2 separate regions of the Homo sapiens genome follow, and region 2 is linked to region 1. Evidence: read pairs that join two places in POLR2A ChIA-PET (ENCODE). Cell type or tissue: Caco-2. All regions are shown on one strand. Links, peaks and the distances in the headings refer to the core of each region. The heading gives the core; the rest is flanking DNA.

Region 1 (8,247 bases), core at 1,251-6,250:
TAACGTCTATGAGTATCTCGCATGTCTCTTTCCAACACATCTATATCTGTGTCTATATCTGCACATCTATCTGTCCACCCATCTAATCTTTTTTTTTTTTTTGAGACAGGGTCTCACTCTGTCACCCAGGCTAGAGTGCAGTGCCGCGATCACAGCTCACTGCAGCCTCAACCTCCTGGGTTCAAGTGATCCTCCCACCTCAGCCTCCAGGTGTGCACCACCACACCCGGATAATTTTTGTATTTTTAGTAGAGATGGGCTTTCACCATGTTGGCCAGGCTGGGCTCAAACTCCTAACCTCAAGTGATCCACCTGCCTCGTCCTCCCAAAGTGCTGGGCTTATAGGTGTGAGCCACTGTGCCCAGTCCATTTGTTTTTGTTTGTTTTTTACTTTTAGTAGAGATGGGATCTCCTTGTGTTGCCCAAGCTAGTCTAGAACTCCTGACCTCAAGCGATCCCTCTGCCTCGGCCTCTCAAAGTGCTGGAATTACAGGTGTGAGCCACCATGCCCGGCCTGTATAGCCATTTGGAAAAATTAAGACTACAACAATAATTTTGTGTGTGTGTGTGTGTGTGTGTGTGAGAGAGAGAGAGACAGAGAGAGAGAGAGTCTAGCTCTGTTGCCCAGTCTGGAGTGCAGTGGTGCCATCTCAACTCACTGCAACCTCCAACTCCTGGGTTCAAGCCTCCTGCCTCAGCCTCCTGCGTAGCTGGGATTACAGGCGCCTGACACCACGCCCAGCTAATTCTTGTATTTTTAGTAGAGACGGGGTTTCACCATCTTGGCCAGGCTGGTCTCAAACTCCTGACCTCGTGATCCACCTGCCTCAGCCTCCCAAAGTGCTGGGATTACAGGCATGAGCCACCATGCCCAGCCTACAACAATTTTTTTTTTTTTTTTTGAGATGGAGTCTCACTCTGTTGCCCAGGCTGAAGTGCAGTGGTGCAATCTCGGCTCACTGCAACCTCCGCCTCCTGGGTTCACACCACTCTCCTGCCTCAGCCTCCTGAGTAGCTGGGACTACAGGCGCCCGCCACCACACCCGGCTAATTTTTTTTTTTTTTGTATTTTTAGTGGAGACGGGTTTCACCATGTTAGCCAGGATGGTCTCGATCTCCTGACATCGTGATCTGCCTGCCTCAGCCTCCCAAAGTGCTGGGATTACAGGCGTGAGCCACCGCGCCCGGCCTACAACAATAATTTTTAAAATCTGCTAGAATCTGGAGCTCAGGGAAAGAGGGGAGGAGAGGGAGCAGGGGATTGCTGCCTGGGGAGGCCAGGGAAGCCAGGGTTGTTCAGGAGAGAGCCTGGGAGGAAGGGTATAGACCTGTGGCAACAAACACAACTAATGTGAATTACAAGTGAGGACAGTGGGACCAGGGGCCCAGAGAAAAAAGATCCTCTTTCTCAGAGGCTCAAGAGGGAAACAGCTGGCTGGTGCTGAGAAGCAAAGGCATGGAGGTCAAGCCCTTAAGGATGTGGGGCCTGGGGACTTCGTGGTCCTCAGGCTGGGAACTTGCCAGCCCGGCAGCCACAGGGCTCGGCTCAAGGTACGGGCCACGAGGGAGCCTGTCCAGGTCCTCAAACTGTGGCAAAGCAGTCACCACATGGCTGACTGAGGCTCACGTGGGTCACAATGTCCATCTCATGACTTAGTCTCCTTGAGCACATCCTCCTGAGGCATCAGGTAAGGAGAGGGACCTGTCATGGATGCCCTGAGGCAGGACACAGCAGGTGCCTTGAGGGCTCGTCTGGGGTTTTCCATCTTAAACGGGGTCTAGAGGGGGCTTCTGGGGCAGGTGGTCTCTGGAATGTCCATGCTCACAAGCCGCCGGGACACAGTGGCCAACTGGGTGTCAGCTGTGCAGCCTGTCCCCCTGACAGGCCAGGCCTGAGCAGTCCCCTCCTTTCTCTGGCTCCACAAAAGACTTCCTCTTTGAGGGGCAAGGGTGGAGGTTCAGCCATGAAAATATGGATAAATACAGTTTGAAGGGATGCGGGGAGGAACAATAAAATCTCCTTATTTGAGGGGGAAGAAAAACAATGCTTCCCACACATCCACTTGCCTGAAGGGCTCGGGGTCCAGGGCCCCCTCCCAGCCCCCACGAAGGCTGTCCTCAGCCTGGCGCAGTGGCTCACGCCTGTAATCCCAGCACTTTGGGAGGCCGAGGCCGGTGGATCACCTGAGGTCAGGAGTTCAAGACCAGCCTGACCAACAAGGTAAAAACCCGTTTCTACTAAAAATACAAAAATTAGCCAGGCGTGGTGGCGGGCGCCTGTAGTCCCAGCTACTCAGGAGACTGAGACAGGAGAATTGCTTGAACCCAGGAGGCAGAAATTGCAGTGAGTCGAGATCATGCCACTGCACTCCAGCGTGGGCAACAGAGCGAGACTCTGTCTCAATTAAAAAAAAAAAAAAAGGCCAGGCGTGGTGGCTCATGCCTGTAATCCCAGCACTTTGGGAGGCTGAGGCAGGTGGATCACGAGGTCAGGAGATCGAGATCATCCTGGCTAACATGGTGAAACCCCATCTCTATTAAAAATACAAAAAATTAGCCAGGCCTGGTGGCGGGTGCCTGTGGTTCCAGCTACTTGGGAGGCCAAGGCAGGAGAATGGAGTGAACCTGGGAGGCAGAGGTTGCGGTGAGCCGAGATTGCACCACTGCACTCCAGCCTGGGTGACACAGCGAGACTCCATCTCAAAAAAAAAAAAAAAGAAAGAAAGAAAGAAAAGAAAGAAAGAAAGAAAGAAAGAAAGAAAGAAAGAAAGAAAGAAAGAAAGAAAGAAAGAAAGAAAGAAAGAAAGAAAGAAAAAGCTGTCTTCCTAGAGAGGCTGGTAGAGAGGGCAGAGAGGAAACCTGCTCCCAAAGTTAAGGGAGGGAGGGCCGGGAGCGGTGGCTCATGATCGAGATCATCCTGGCCAACACGGTGAAACCCCATCTCTACTAAAAATACAAAAATTAGCTGGGCGTGGTGGCCTGTGCCTGTAATCTCAGCTACTCGGGAGGCCAAGGCAGGAGAATTGCTTGAACCAGGGAGTAGCAGGGAGTAGGAGGTTGCAGTGAGCCAAGATCGCGCCACTGCACTCCAGCCTGGCAACAGAGCGAGACTCTGTCTCAAGAAAAAAAAAAAAAAGAAAAAAGAAAAAAGTTAAGGGAGGGAGACAGTGAGAACTCCCAAGAACCACCTTGTAATAGAGCTACTCATGATTACACAATGTCCTGGAAGTCGTAAAATGTATGGCTGCTTCCATCTGAGCACACCTCCCACACAGCTGGCACTTGGCTAAGCCTTTAATTTACTTTATCTCTTTGAAGATAGGAGACTAAGGTGGTCAAGGGCTCAAACTACAATCAGAGAACCGGCTAAGGCTCCAGTATGGCAGGAATTGTGTGGCCTTGGGCAAGTTTCTCAACCTCTCTGAGCTCAAGTTTCTTCATCTCCTGTGTCTTACCCTAAACCCCACAGTATTAATCACACTGTCCCCTGGCTCCACCTTCACTGCCTGGACTCACAGGGAGGAGGCAGGAGATCAACGGGGTGGTTGGCCAGGCAGCATTGTTCCAGGTAGAAGCCCCCTGGCCAGGGATGGGTCCTGGAGGATGCAGGATCCTAAACTGGCCTGAGGCCACCTCCCAACCCTTTGAACAAATGAAGAAAAAGAGCCCCTGAGTGAGAAGAAGAACTGGGATGGATCACAGGGCTCAGGACTCCTGGTCCAGTGCTCCCTCTACAGCAGCACCCTCGGGGAGTCTGTGTGTTTCAGGTACAGACACCAAGAGACCAGAGAGTTTTCCCCTCGTGGCTCTACCACCAGAATATCCAGAATGAGTAAACCCATAGAAACAAAAAGCAGATTGGTGGCTGCCAGACTAGGGAAGGACGGAATGGGGAGTAAATGCTTAATGGGTACAGGGTTTCCTTTTGGAGTGATAATGTTTGAAACTAGAAGTGGCAGTTGCACACATCATGAATATGTACTAAATGCCACTGGGTTGTTCACGTTTTTGTTTTTGTTTTTTTTTGAGACGGAGTCTTGCTCTGTCGCCAGGCTGGAGGGCAGTGGCGCGATCTTGGCTCACTGCAACCTCCACCGCCTGGGTTCAAGCGATTCTCCTGCCTCAGCCTCCTGAGTAGCTGGGACTACAGGCGCGCGCCACCCACACCCAGCTAATTTTTTGTATTTTTAGTGGAGACAGGGTTTCACCACATTGGACAGGATGATCTCCATCCCCTGACCTCACGATCCACCCGCCTCGGCCTCCCAAAGTGCTGGGATTACAGACATGAGCCACTGAGCCCAGCCTTTTTTTTTTTTTTTTTTTTTTTTGAGGCAAGGTCTCACTGTCACCCAGGATGGAGTGCAGTGACGCAATCACAGCTCACTGCATCCTTGACCTTCTGGGTTTAAGCAATCCTTCCACCTCAGCTTCCTGAGTAGCTGGGACTACAGATGTGCACCAACACACCTGAATGTTTTGTTTGGTTGTTTTTTTTTTTTTTTGGTAGAGACAGGGTCTCATCATGTTGCACAGGTTGGTCTCGAACTCGGGCTCAAGCAATCTTCCCACCTGGGCCTCTCAAAGTGCTGGGATTACACATGTGAGCCACCATGCCCTGGCCTTATTCACTTTTTTTCTTTTCTTTTTTTTTTTTTTTAAAAGGAGTCTCGCTCTGTCGCCCAGGCTGGAGTACAGTGGTGCGATCTCGGCTCACTGCAACCTCCGCCTCCTGGGTTCAAGAGATTGTCCTGCCTCAGCCTCCCAAGAAGCTGGGATTATAGGCACATGCCGCCACGCTCAACTAATTTTTTTTCTTTTTTCTTTTTTTTTTTTTTTGTTTTTTTGAGACGGAGTCTCACTCTGCTGCCCAGGCTGGAGTGCAGTGGTGCGATCTCAGCTCACTGCAACCTCCACCTCCCGGGTTCAAGTGATTCTCCTGCCTCAGCCTCCTGAGTAGCTGGGATTACAGGTGCACGCCACCACACCCGGCTAATTTTTGTATTTTTAGTAGAGACGGGGTTTCACCATGTTGGTCATGCTGGTCTCAAACTACTGACCTCATGATCCACTTGCTTTGGCCTCCCAAAGTGCTGGGATTACAGGTGTGAGCCAGCGTGCCTGACTTAATTTTTATATTTTTTAGTAGAGATGGGGTTTCACCCTGTTGGCCAGGCTGGTCTCGAACTCCTGACCTCAGGTAATCCGCCCACCTCAGCCTCCCAAAGTGCTGGGATTACAGGCATGAGCCACCCACACCCGCCCTTTGTTCACTTTTAAAGGGGTGATTTTGTGGCATGTAAATTTCACTTCAAGAATGAAAAATAGGCTGGGTGCGGTGGCTCACGCCTTTAATCCTGGCACTTTGGGAGGCCAAGGTGGACGGATCACCTGAGGTCAGGAGTTTTTTGTTTTTTTTTTTTTTGAGACGGAGTCTGGCTCTGTCGCCCAGGCTGGAGTGCAGTGGCGCGATCTCGGCTCACTGCAAGCTCCGCCTCCCAGGTTCATGCCATTCTCCTGCCTCAGCCTCCCGGTAGCTGGGACTACAGGCGCCCGCCAGCACACCCGGTTATTTTTTTGTATTTTCAGTAGAGACAGTGTTTCACAGTGTTAGCCAGGATGGTCTCGATCTCCTGACCTCGTGATCCGCCCACCTCAGCCTCCCAAAGTGCTGGGATTACAGGCGTGAGCCACTGCGCCTGGCCAGGAGTTTTTGAGACCAGCCTGGCCAACAGGCTGAAACTCTGTCTCTACTAAAAATACAAAAACTAGCTGGGCATGGTGGCGGGCACCTGTAATCCCAGCTACATCGGAGGCTGAGGCAGGAGAATTGCTTGAACCTGGGAGGCGGAGGTTGCAGTGAGCTGAGACTGCGCCATTGCACTCCAGCCTGGGCAACAAGAGTGAAACTGCGTCTCAAAAACCAAAACAACAAACAAAAAAAGAATGAAAAATAAGCTGGGCATGGTGGCTCATGCCTATAATCCCAGCACTTTGGGAGGCTGAGATGGGCAGATCACCTGAGGTCAGGAGTTTTTGAGACCAGCCTGGCCAACAGGATGTAAACCCGTCTCTACTAAAAATACAAAAATAAGCTGGGCGTCGTGGCAGGTGCCCGTAATCCCAGCTACTCGGGAGGCTGAGGCAGGAGAATTGCTTGAACCTGGGGGGGCAGAGGTTGCAGTGAGCTGAGATCGCACCACTGCACTCCAGCCTGAGCAACAGTGAGACTCTGTCTCAAAAAAAAATAAATAAATAAAAAATAAAAAGAATGGTACCAGTAGCTAAGAGTGGACAAGTGCTAAAGAGGTAGGGGTGGTAACAGGAGGGGCTGAGGGCTGGGAGAGGGGAAGACTTGGCAGAAACAGGTAAGGTTTAGGTGGTGGAAAGGTTTGAGGGAAGGTCCCAGGCTGCAGGTGAAGGTAGTCTGGAGGAAGCTGACTTTGATCCCTTGGCCAGCAGGGGAGAAGCAGAAGGAGCGGGATTCAAGGAAGGCCCTTGCAGCCTCTGGGCTGTTTGCTTCCTCTCTGACTGGAAGGTCCTGGTTAGGGGGTAGGGCCTGCATCCTTTGAGCTGTTTCACTTTCAAAGTGGCATCACAGGTGGATGGTTCTTTTAAAAACCCTGGCACCAATGGAATGAAATGGAACACGTAGGCAGCAGGAAGATTCGCCGCCGCCCACACCAGGGAAGTGAGGCCGGCACTGGGCTGCATGTGTGCCACCTCCAGGCGGCCAGGAGACTCCCCAGGGCAGAGAGGGCCTGCCCAGCACCCATGGCAGCTTCAGCACTTGCAGAGGGCAGCACCCCCTGGGGCCTGGGGTGGGGGAAGGGATTGGGTGAGCACCATGGGCTCCTTTGTCAGACCCAGGAAGGAGAGTGGGGGCAGCTACCGGAAGTAGGGGGATGAGAAGCTCCCTCCGGAATGTATGCCCCCCTCTCCCCTCCCCTCTCCTCCCCTCCCCACATGCACAGCCCCTGCACATGCTCAGTGTGCCCATGAATTGGGTTGGTTGGGGGAGGGCACTGACTGGCACCCCCACTTAAAGGGCCAGTGCCACACTTGCCTGTTCCCAACAAGGGCAATGGGACCTGGCCACCTTTCCCCCCAATACCGTTACTTCCCTTTGGACCCCCTCCCCCCACTCCCTGGCAGCTTCTTCCTGCCCCAGCCCACCAATCTCTGCCTACCCCTCTCCCTCATACTCTGACCCTATTGCAGGCAGGGTCTGTCCACTGGGCACAGGAGTTTCCACCTGGGGTCGGGCAGTTCCTGCCGGGGAAGAAAGAGGGATCCTAAGACAGGCTGGGCAGGGGTGGTGGGAGGCTTCAACAGTCACTCCCATGAAACATATGTTCTCTGCGCTTCCCTTCCCCGGCCCAGTTGACCAAGAGGGTCCCAGAAAGCACAGGGCGTGAGGGCAGCTGTGGAAAGGCCCAGGGAGGCTGTGTCCAAGCCCAACTTCCCCAGCTAGGGCGTGTGATGTGGGGGTGGGGGTGTCTTGTAAACTGGAGCTTCCACCATTGCAGTAGGCGGAGTGGAGGCCCAGGCTTCAAGACCAAGCAGCAGGTGTGGGAACAACTGGAAGCAGCGAAGGGGGCGGGGCACCGAGGGACCCAGGCCTGGCTCCCACCCACAGCTGAGCCGGTTCTCTCCAGTGCTAAGCCCCAGCTCTGGCCCCAGGACGATCTCCTCCCTGCACACCCCTTACCCAGGAATCAGGGAGCCAGACAGGGGGAGGGGCAGACAGGGACCCTTTTCACGGACCCCTCCCATTTGGGTTCAGGCCCTCCCACACTCCCGGCTAGCATCCTCTCCTTTGTTCTCTTCTTGCCCCACCCGCCCTCCAGCGGGGTGAGGTGGGGGTGCGGGAATTAACCCACCGAGGTGCTGCCCTATTTGCGCCCTTCAGCCTTTTACGTGTAAGGGGGATGTTGGAGGAGCAGCTGGCAGCTTCCCTGCCTCCAGGCTCCTCAGCTTCTGGGCCAAGAAAGGCCAAACTCTTCACCTGCCCCTCCCTGGCATAACCAGCCCACAATGAGCACCCAGCACCCTCACCCACACCCCTCCCCCGACACTCCAGCAGCCCTCTGGAATCTTCTCTCACCTCCTAGACACACACACACAGAGGCACCTCCGGGTAAACAACCTTTGTCCACCTTTGTCCCAGGCCTCCTCTCTCCCTCGGGCTCCATGCTGAGGAATGCAGCTGGGAGGCTGCCAGCAAATGCCAAGGGGCCTCTGGGT
Region 2 (8,247 bases), core at 3,034-8,033, 120 kb before region 1:
ATTCTCTCATCTCAGCCTCCTGAGTAGCTGGGATTACAGGCACGCGCCACCATGCCTGGCTAATTTTTGTATTTTTAGTAGAGACAGGGTTTCACTATGTTGCCCAGGCTGGTCTTGAACTCCTGACCTCAACTGATCCACCTGCCTCGGCCTCCGAAAGTGCTGGGATTACAGGCGTGAGCCACCATGCCTGGCCGAGACTGAGTTTTTGAGGGCATGTCAGATTTGTTTCTTTTTAATAATTGATCTGTAAGATTTTAATGATTAATGTACCTTCACATTTCATATCCTCCTTAATGGGAAATGCTTATTCAGAAATTACTCTCCTGGGAAGCAGGCCTCAAGCAGGCCAATGAGTCCAGTTCTGAGGTTCCTCCAGCTGCGTTTCACTCACAGTGCCTGAGTGCAGGCCCCAGTAAGGCCCCTTCCTCCTTCCTCAGACATCTGTTTCTATGTCCCAGGGATCACATGGCCATTCTCCTTCTCCGCCTGAGGGAGAGAGTGAAGCAAGCCTTTCAGAAGCCTGTCACTTGTCAGATTGTTAGCCCAGGCCAGGGTGGGGGTTCTGTACCAATGGCAGGATTTTCTTTTCTTTTTTCTTTTTTTTTATTTTCATAAAGACACAGTCTTGTTATGTTATACATGCTGATCTCAAACTCCCAGGCTCAAGTGATCCTCTTGCCTCAGCCTCCCAAAATGCTGGGATTACAGGAATGAGGCACTGTGCCTGGCCAGTGCCATCTGCCCCTACTCTGCAGCTTCTGCCATCTGGAACTTTACCCCCAAGAGTCTGGGAGGAATGTGGAATTATACCCCGCTCACTCATCTGAGAATTTAAACCCTGGGGGTATATGAGGATCAAGCGTGTGTCCATGGTCTGATAGCTGAACTTCATCTGCAGCCTCCTCTCCTGGGACTGCCTGACTTACGCTTTACTCACTGACAACTTCAAGCTGCTGGTGATTGCTGCATTGACTCACCTCTGTGCCTTACCTTTTGCCATCCCCTCTACCCAGAACACCCTCTCCTTTTTCTTGGGCAGGTCTTGCTCACTGCTTCAGACTCAGCTCAGGCATCACCTCCTGGGCTGGACTAGGTGTCGCTCTGTGTTCCCGTCACATCTGCTGTGTGTCTATCTCTGTCATTGCATCCCTGTATTGTACTGAACTCTTCTGACTTCTTGTCTGTTTCCCCCAGTAGACTGTAAGATCCTCAAGGGACAGTGTCTTCTTCCTCAGTGTACTGCCAGCACTCAGCACGGGGCCCAACACCCAGCAGACCTAGTACATGCCCAGGAACTGCCACGCATAAGATCCTTGCTCTGCAGCTAGACAGGACACTCTGGGGCCAAGACCTTACTCAACATAAAGCCTCAGCCTGCCTCCAGTCATTGGATTTGGAGGCTCTTTATCGGGTGCCTAGAAGTGATTATATCTTTTTGTCTTAAGTATTTTGTCTGATACGAATATTACTTCTTTGTGGTTAATATTGGCCTGGCACATCTCTTTCTATGTCTTTATTTCCAACTTTTCTGGATAATTTTGTTTTGTTTCTTTTAGTCAGCATCTAGCTGGATCTTTTAAAATCCAATCTGGTTTGCTGTTTTGTAATCTACTCACATGTACTGTGGTTAATGACATGCTAATATTTTGCCTTATTTCTGCCATCTTGTGTTTTTATTTTATATTTATTGTCCTTTTTGCTTCTTTTTTCCTCCTTGCCTTGCCTTGTATCAGATTGACAGCATTTTCTATTTTTCCTCCTTTATTCTTCTGGTCTGAATTGTATTTCTATTATTTTAGTCATTACTCTTAAATCAACATACATACTAACTGTAATTTTTTCTAATAAAATTTAAAAGTTGTTGTACATAAAGTCCCCAAAAAGGCAAGGATCATGTTACTTTTTACCCATTGAACAACCCATTTCACCCATCTTCCTTATTGTTGGTGTCTAGATTTTCATGTTTTAAAACGATTTAAACTGGCCAGACATGGTGGCTCATGCCTGTAATCCCAGCACTTTAGGAGGCCAAGGCAGGCAGATCACCTGAGGTCAGGAGTTCGAGACCAGCCTGGCCAACATGGGGAAATCCCATCTCTACTAAAAATACAAAAATTAGCCAGATGTGGTGGCACATGCCTGTAATCCCAGCTACTCAGGAGGCTGAGGCAGGAGAATCACTTGAACCAGAATGCTGAGGTTGCAGTGAGCCAAGATTGTGCCACTGCACTCTAGCCTGGGCGACAGAGCAAGACTCCATCTCAAAAAAAAAAAAAAAAAAAAAGATTTAAACCAATTTCTCATATTCAACTGTTAATTAAATTGACCAACATATTGTTTGAGTTCCTGTGCCTACCATTGTTTCTTTTTCCTATTTACTTTTTTCTTTGCAAAGTACATCCTTCAGTGGTTCTTTCAGTGAAGGCAGTGCCACCTTACCTAGAACTCCTGTTTGTGTATGTGTGTATTAGATGTGCATTTGTTTGATTGTTTCAAGAAAATGAAACGACCTGTTAAAACCATCAAGTTAAGTCATAACACATAACATAACAGGATTTAGTGGCGTAACTGAACTAAAAGTCTGACAAATTGATGGCTGATTCAGCCCTGACTTGACAAGACCCCTCATCAGTAAGGGATCTTCGTCTGCTTCCTGTCTACCTGGGCTAAGGAATTATTACCAACAGTAGATGGGCAGATGCTAGGGGTAGTAATATCCACATGGGTAGTAATACTGCTCAGTTCCTGGATGTTCTAGATGCCTCTGCCAACCAGATTTTATTCTAGGAAGGAACTAGAGATCCTTGGGTCCTAAGAGAATGGGCCAAGAGTGTCCTGGCTTGAGCCCTAACTCCATGTTGGATGCTCTAACTGTATAAATTGAGCCTCATTTATTCCTGTAGGTAATGTACCTCTCTAAGCCTTAATTTCTTCATCTGTAAAATTGGAGATAATATTGCCAACCTTGCAGGGTTGGTGTGGAATGCATTAACAAGGCAGATAGAGTTCCTGGCACAGTGCCCCATACACAGAAGACATTTATGGACGGTAGTGGCTATTACATTCCCTGGCACTTGGGAGACACTCATTGAATGTTTATAGGGTGGATGCAGAAGCCTACCATAAAAGGCTTCATTGAGTAGATAGGCCTTAAAGGATAGGTGAGATCTGGGCAGACATTGATAAGGGAGGAAGGCAAGCAGCCACTCCCTATGGGAGGAACAGGGTGGGCAGAAGAAGAGAATCAGAGGCTTGCCCAGTGCTGCCCTGCTCGGGCAAGTGAAGGAATCAGTCTGGAACAAACTGGGGGAAGGGCTGTAGGAAGGGCAGAAAGGGTAGAAAGGGGAGTCAGGATGAGCATGTATGGGGACTTCTGAGTCTGCCTCGCCAGATGGCTGTTTTGCCAGGCCAGCTTGCTCTGCCTGATACTTGCCCTTGGTTCCCTCTTTTTTTTTCCCCTCCTTTTCTTTCTTTCTTTATTTTTCCTTTTGAGATGGGGTCTTGCTCTGTTGCCCAGACTGGAGTGCGGTGGTGCAGTCATGGCTCACTGCAGGCTCAAGCAACCCTCCTGCTTCAGGCTCCCAAGTAGCTAGGACTACAGGCGTGTGCCACCATGCCTGGCTAATTTTTTAATTTTTTGTAGAGATGAAGTCTCACTATGTTGTCCAGGCTGGTGTCAAACTGCTGGTCTCAAGTGATCCTCCTGCCTTGGCCTCCCAAAGTGCTGAGATTACAGGCGTGAGCCACCGCACCCAGCCCAGCCCCGCACTTTGAGTAGGCAGAGGTTTGCCTATTGTGGCCTGGTGGCCAGGCAAGCTGAAGACTTAAAAGAGGAAGTTGGGAGAAGATTGGTTTTCAACCAATATCTTATTAAGGAAGTTGAGTCATTCTACTTCTGCTATTTATCCCCTCTGGGCATTCAGAGAAGGACAAGTTTTTACTTCCAGATGAAATAGTCATGAGAGGGATTTGCCTTGGCCCCTTGTAGACATTTTCAAGCTGGCCCTGTAAGACAGAGTTTTATTTCCCTTTCGTGTATGGAGAATCAAGGCTCCAAGCATTGCATGAACTAGGTAAGGCTCAAGATACCTTGGCTATATGGTGCTGAAACAGAGAAGTCCCATCTTCTCAGTGATGGCTTTTAGTAGCCTGGTGACAGACAAGGGAATGAACATTCATTTAGCCTCTTCTGTTGGCCAGGCAACCTGATTGGCATTTCATGTACTCGTCTTCATTCGGTCTTCAAAACAGCTCTGAAGGAGCTAAGAGAAGAAACTCAGAGAAGTTAAAAGAAGTGGCTAGCTCAAGGTTTAGATGTCGGCTTAGGAGGCAGCAGTCTAGGTTCAACCCCACCTCTGCAACCTGCAACTGCGTAACTTTTGGTGTGCTACTACACTTCCCTAAGCCATATCTTCATGTCTGAAAATGAGATGACAGTAGGTACTTTGTAAGTATCGACAGTTAGTATTCTGAGTTGGAGTTGTCCAGCCCTCAAAGAATCCTGACAGATGGGCTACATTCTCAGAACTAGAAGGAACCTCAAAAGATTTCCTAGGCCGCTGGTTTCCAAACTCTTTTCTTGGAGAACTAGGGATTTTGTAGAGGTCCTCGGTGGATGAAGGGACACTGAGCATGTGGAGCTCCTTCAGCCAGGGCAGCGGGTTCAAATGTGAGTTACATGCCAGTTGCATGCATCTGGTTCTTTTAGTTATTGGGAGATGAGGTATGATTTCATTTGACAAAAATGGTCCCACTGCTCTTCTTAAAAAAAAAAAAATTGTTAAGGCTAGAACCCATAGCTTCTGGTTCCCAGTCTGGAATTTTTACTATGTTGTACTTGCTAAAACAGGGAACTGAATGAAATATGATATATTCTAAAAAGGTTATCATCTGTGAAGATTAACATTTAAAACATTGTTTTTGTATCTTCCAGTGAATCAAAAATTTGTTTACTGTAAACCCCATTCCTGCCCCAGAATCCTAGGAACAGAAATTTTACTGTCAGAGAAAACACCGCTCTCATCACCTCAGAACAGCACTGTCCAATAGAACTTTCTGCAATGCTGGACATGTTCTCTGTCTGCACTGTTGAGTATGGTAGCTAGTGTAACAAGGAAATGATTTTAAAATTTTACCTCATTTTAATTAAATGTAAATAGCCACATGTTGCTAGTGGCTACCATTTTGGACAGTGTCGCCTTGAGTACAGAGCAGGGGTCAGGTGGCAGTCTCTGGCCCTTTGGCATCAGAATCATCCAGAGAACTTGTCAAAAGTACAGATTCTGGGCCTAATGCCCAGTGACTGGTTCAGCAGGCCTAGGAGGAATGCATTTAAAGAACTTATCTGGTTATTCTAATCTGTGGTCAGATTGGAAACTGCTGCATTGGAGAGCTTTTCCTCGGAGTGGAAGAATAGAGCCAGAATCAGGCATTTAGCCCGGCCCTGATTTTCTAGGGAGACTAGAGGAACCTTCTGGGGAATGGCAGATCCTTGGAGAATCTGTTGAAAGCTATGGACCAAGTCTTCCCTGGAAAAATGCAAATTACATTTTTCTCCCTGAATCCATCCTTGAACCTAGATTAAGAACTCCTCATACAGCTATGCCCAGAGGTTGATCTGGTACTGTCCAGATCATTCCTATCCCCCAGGCTTCTCCAGGAGGTCACTGAGGCATCACAGAAGAAAGAACCAACAGTGTCTGTGCATCAGGCCTCAAAGAATATGGAGTGAATTCTGCTCCTTTCCTTTCCTCTTCTGATTTCTTGGGCTTATGGGTGAGCCATGTGGGTTTGGCTGTTGCCACTGCTCGTGTCCTCAACTCTTATGCAGAGAGTAGAGGGCCCAATGCCTTTGGGGCGTGAATAAGCTGAGGAGAGTGTCTAGGCTGAGGAATGAATCAGGAGTTTGACTTGCCTTCAAAGGCAGAGACATAACTGGCTCCCACTTCGTCCTCCCCACACGCTGCAGGAGGGAGAAGGGGCAAAGTGTTAGGGCCATGAGCTGGGGTGACAGCCAGAGACCAAAGTCCAGGGCTGGGAAGGCCCCCTGGCCAGTAGTCCTGGACTTAGTACAGAACCATGATTTTTGTAGACCAGAGTCCAGATAGAATTAGGAAAGGAGGGAGGGAGCAAGTGCATCCGTATGTGTGTGTGTCTGTGTGTGCATGTGTGTGTGTGCATGTGTGTCTGTGTGGGAGGTGGTGTTTGGGGAGAGCCACTGTCAGGCCAAAGTGTCCCAAGAATAGCCTCTTGAACTTGGAGGCTGTCGGTGAGGGTCTGAGTCATGGTGATGTGGCACAGAAAAGCCAGCCACAGGAGGAGCTTTACAGCTCCCAGGCCGTGATTTGTGCCCCTGAGAGGTGAGGGTCAGCCTGTTTTCCCCATGTCCTTCACAAGTTCAGCTGCCATCTGCTGGGTCAGCTTCTCAACAGCCTCCTTGTTACTGTCTGCCTGCCAGGCTGTTGGATGAGTCATCGGGGAACTGCAAAGGAGTCTCTGAGCGTGGCTGCCTCAGCCTCAGCTTCCACTTCTCTGGGAAGAGGGGAGCCTGGTGTGCTCACAGAGGGGCGCTGGACAGCTGCCTACCTAACACCAATATGAAAGGACAACTCTGGGACTCGGGATGCCCTGCACCCCCTCTGGAGGAGTTCTAGCTCAGGATGACCTATCCAGAAGCCTCCGTTGGGCCATGCCAGGCGGAGACAGGCTATCAGAGCCCCCACACAGCCAGATCTCTAATAGCCACGTGCCCCTCAGAGCAGCAACTGCACCACCTGGCCTCATTTTTCTCATTCATCAGGCAGGACTCTCTCTTCCTCCTCAGCATTCGGGATCATCCTGTCTCCAAAGGTTATGGAAAAGCAATCTTTGTCCTTTGAGTCCCTCGTTCAGCCAGCGTCAGTTGCGTGGTCTGTGGCCCCTGTGCTATACACTGGGGAGGCACTGTGTGCAGGGCCCCACCTCTTCCCTCAGGAGCCTGTTGACCAGGGAGGACCTTAGTGTGCCCTCCTGCATTTGCCTGTAACCCAGGAGCTTGGGGAGTGGGCATCATAGCCTAAAGAACCTAGGGTCTGGATCCTGGCCATGTCCTGTCACACGTGGGTTGGGTGACCTTGGGCAAGTCTCCACTGAATTAGGCCTCAGCTTCTTCAAATAGAAATGAGGAGGTCACGCTCACATCGAGCTCCCTGTGAGCATTCCCTACTGCTGTTAGGTTTGGAGACTTTTTGGTCTGTTCTTAAGATCTCATTTCCCCTGGTAAAGAGGCTGAGAACAGTGGGATCGGCTCTGGGCTTAGGTCAGTTTCTTTTTTGGAGGTAGAGTGGGGTGGGGAGGTGTGAGGTGGGATGAAAGTACAGTTACAAGAAGCATAGCCAGCCTTGAAGGGCTTTTGCCTAATTGGATGTCAGAACACCCCTTAGACTTTTTTTTTCTTTTAGAGACAGGGTCTTATTCTGTCACTCAGGCTGGAGAATGCAATGGTGCAATCTCAGCTCACTGCAGCCTCAACCTCCTGGGCTCAAGCATTCCTCCCACCGCAGCCTCTAGAGTAGCTGGGACTACAGGCCAGCTACCCCAGCTAATTTTTTGTATTTTTTTGTAGAGACAGGGTTCCACCATGTTGCCCAGGCTGATCTTGAACTCCTGGGCTCAAGTAATCCTTCTGCCTCAGCCTCCCAAAGTGGTGGGATTACAGGCATGGGCCACCATGTCCGGCCCCCTCAGACTTCTTAAGATCCTCAGGTAACAGTGAGGCCACCCATTCAGCCTCCTCAGCATCTGGCGTTTGGTACCAAATCCAGGCATCCTTGCAGGAAGCTGGAGCTGCTCCAAGTTCAGAGCTAGGAGACCCTTAAAGACAGAGATGCAAGGAACTAATCAATAGTGAACAACAAACCCCACCACACCCGCCAGCCAAGCTGGCAGAGCCTTTCATAGCCATCGAGGTGGGAAGACCAGTGAGGCAGATTCAGAAGGAGGAATGCTTCAACCTAGTACCTCAGCTTCCCACCATCTCATTCAGTCCTCAGGCCTCACAGGGCAAAAGGCCAGAGGCCTTAGAGTTCAGCTTCAGATGGTGTACCTGTCTGCCCCAGAAGCAGAGAAGTGATCCAGGGTTCACAGAGTTATAGCAAGGAAGATGATTTCTGCTGGTAGCAGCTTTAAGACAAACCTACCATCAGAGAGCAGTTATTAAAAATCTGTCTGCATTTGGGACCTTCTCAGGCTGTTTCTAAAGCAAGT

Evidence for each region. ChIA-PET counts read pairs that join two places held together with the same protein. Peaks named below come from ENCODE experiments on the same cell type or tissue, not always from the same donor. Only the 100,000 strongest peaks of a DNase experiment are listed, where the experiment ranks them.
Region 2: POLR2A ChIA-PET joins it to region 1 with 7 read pairs; 6 of 35 experiments call an interaction of 5 or more read pairs at or near these places.

What each region holds. Positions count from the first base shown.
Region 1 is chr17:45,171,432-45,179,678 of GRCh38, reverse strand. HEXIM2-AS2 (HEXIM2 antisense RNA 2) reads left to right here and starts at 8,194. Exons shown (of 2, transcript NR_135646.1): 1 at 8,194-8,247. RefSeq lists enhancers at 5,469-6,426, 6,427-7,385, 7,963-8,247 and a silencer at 7,503-7,797. In Caco-2, for the core only: no CTCF peak of the experiment used is centred there; DNase peaks (open chromatin) are centred at 3,348 and 4,378.
Region 2 is chr17:45,291,757-45,300,003 of GRCh38, reverse strand. All of the region lies in intron 1 of MAP3K14 (mitogen-activated protein kinase kinase kinase 14), which reads left to right. Among named protein-coding and RNA genes, the nearest start is that of MAP3K14, 21 kb to the left of the region's middle. RefSeq lists silencers at 1-45, 6,227-6,521 and enhancers at 816-965, 4,258-4,317, 6,227-6,521. In Caco-2, for the core only: no CTCF peak of the experiment used is centred there; no DNase peak of the experiment used is centred there.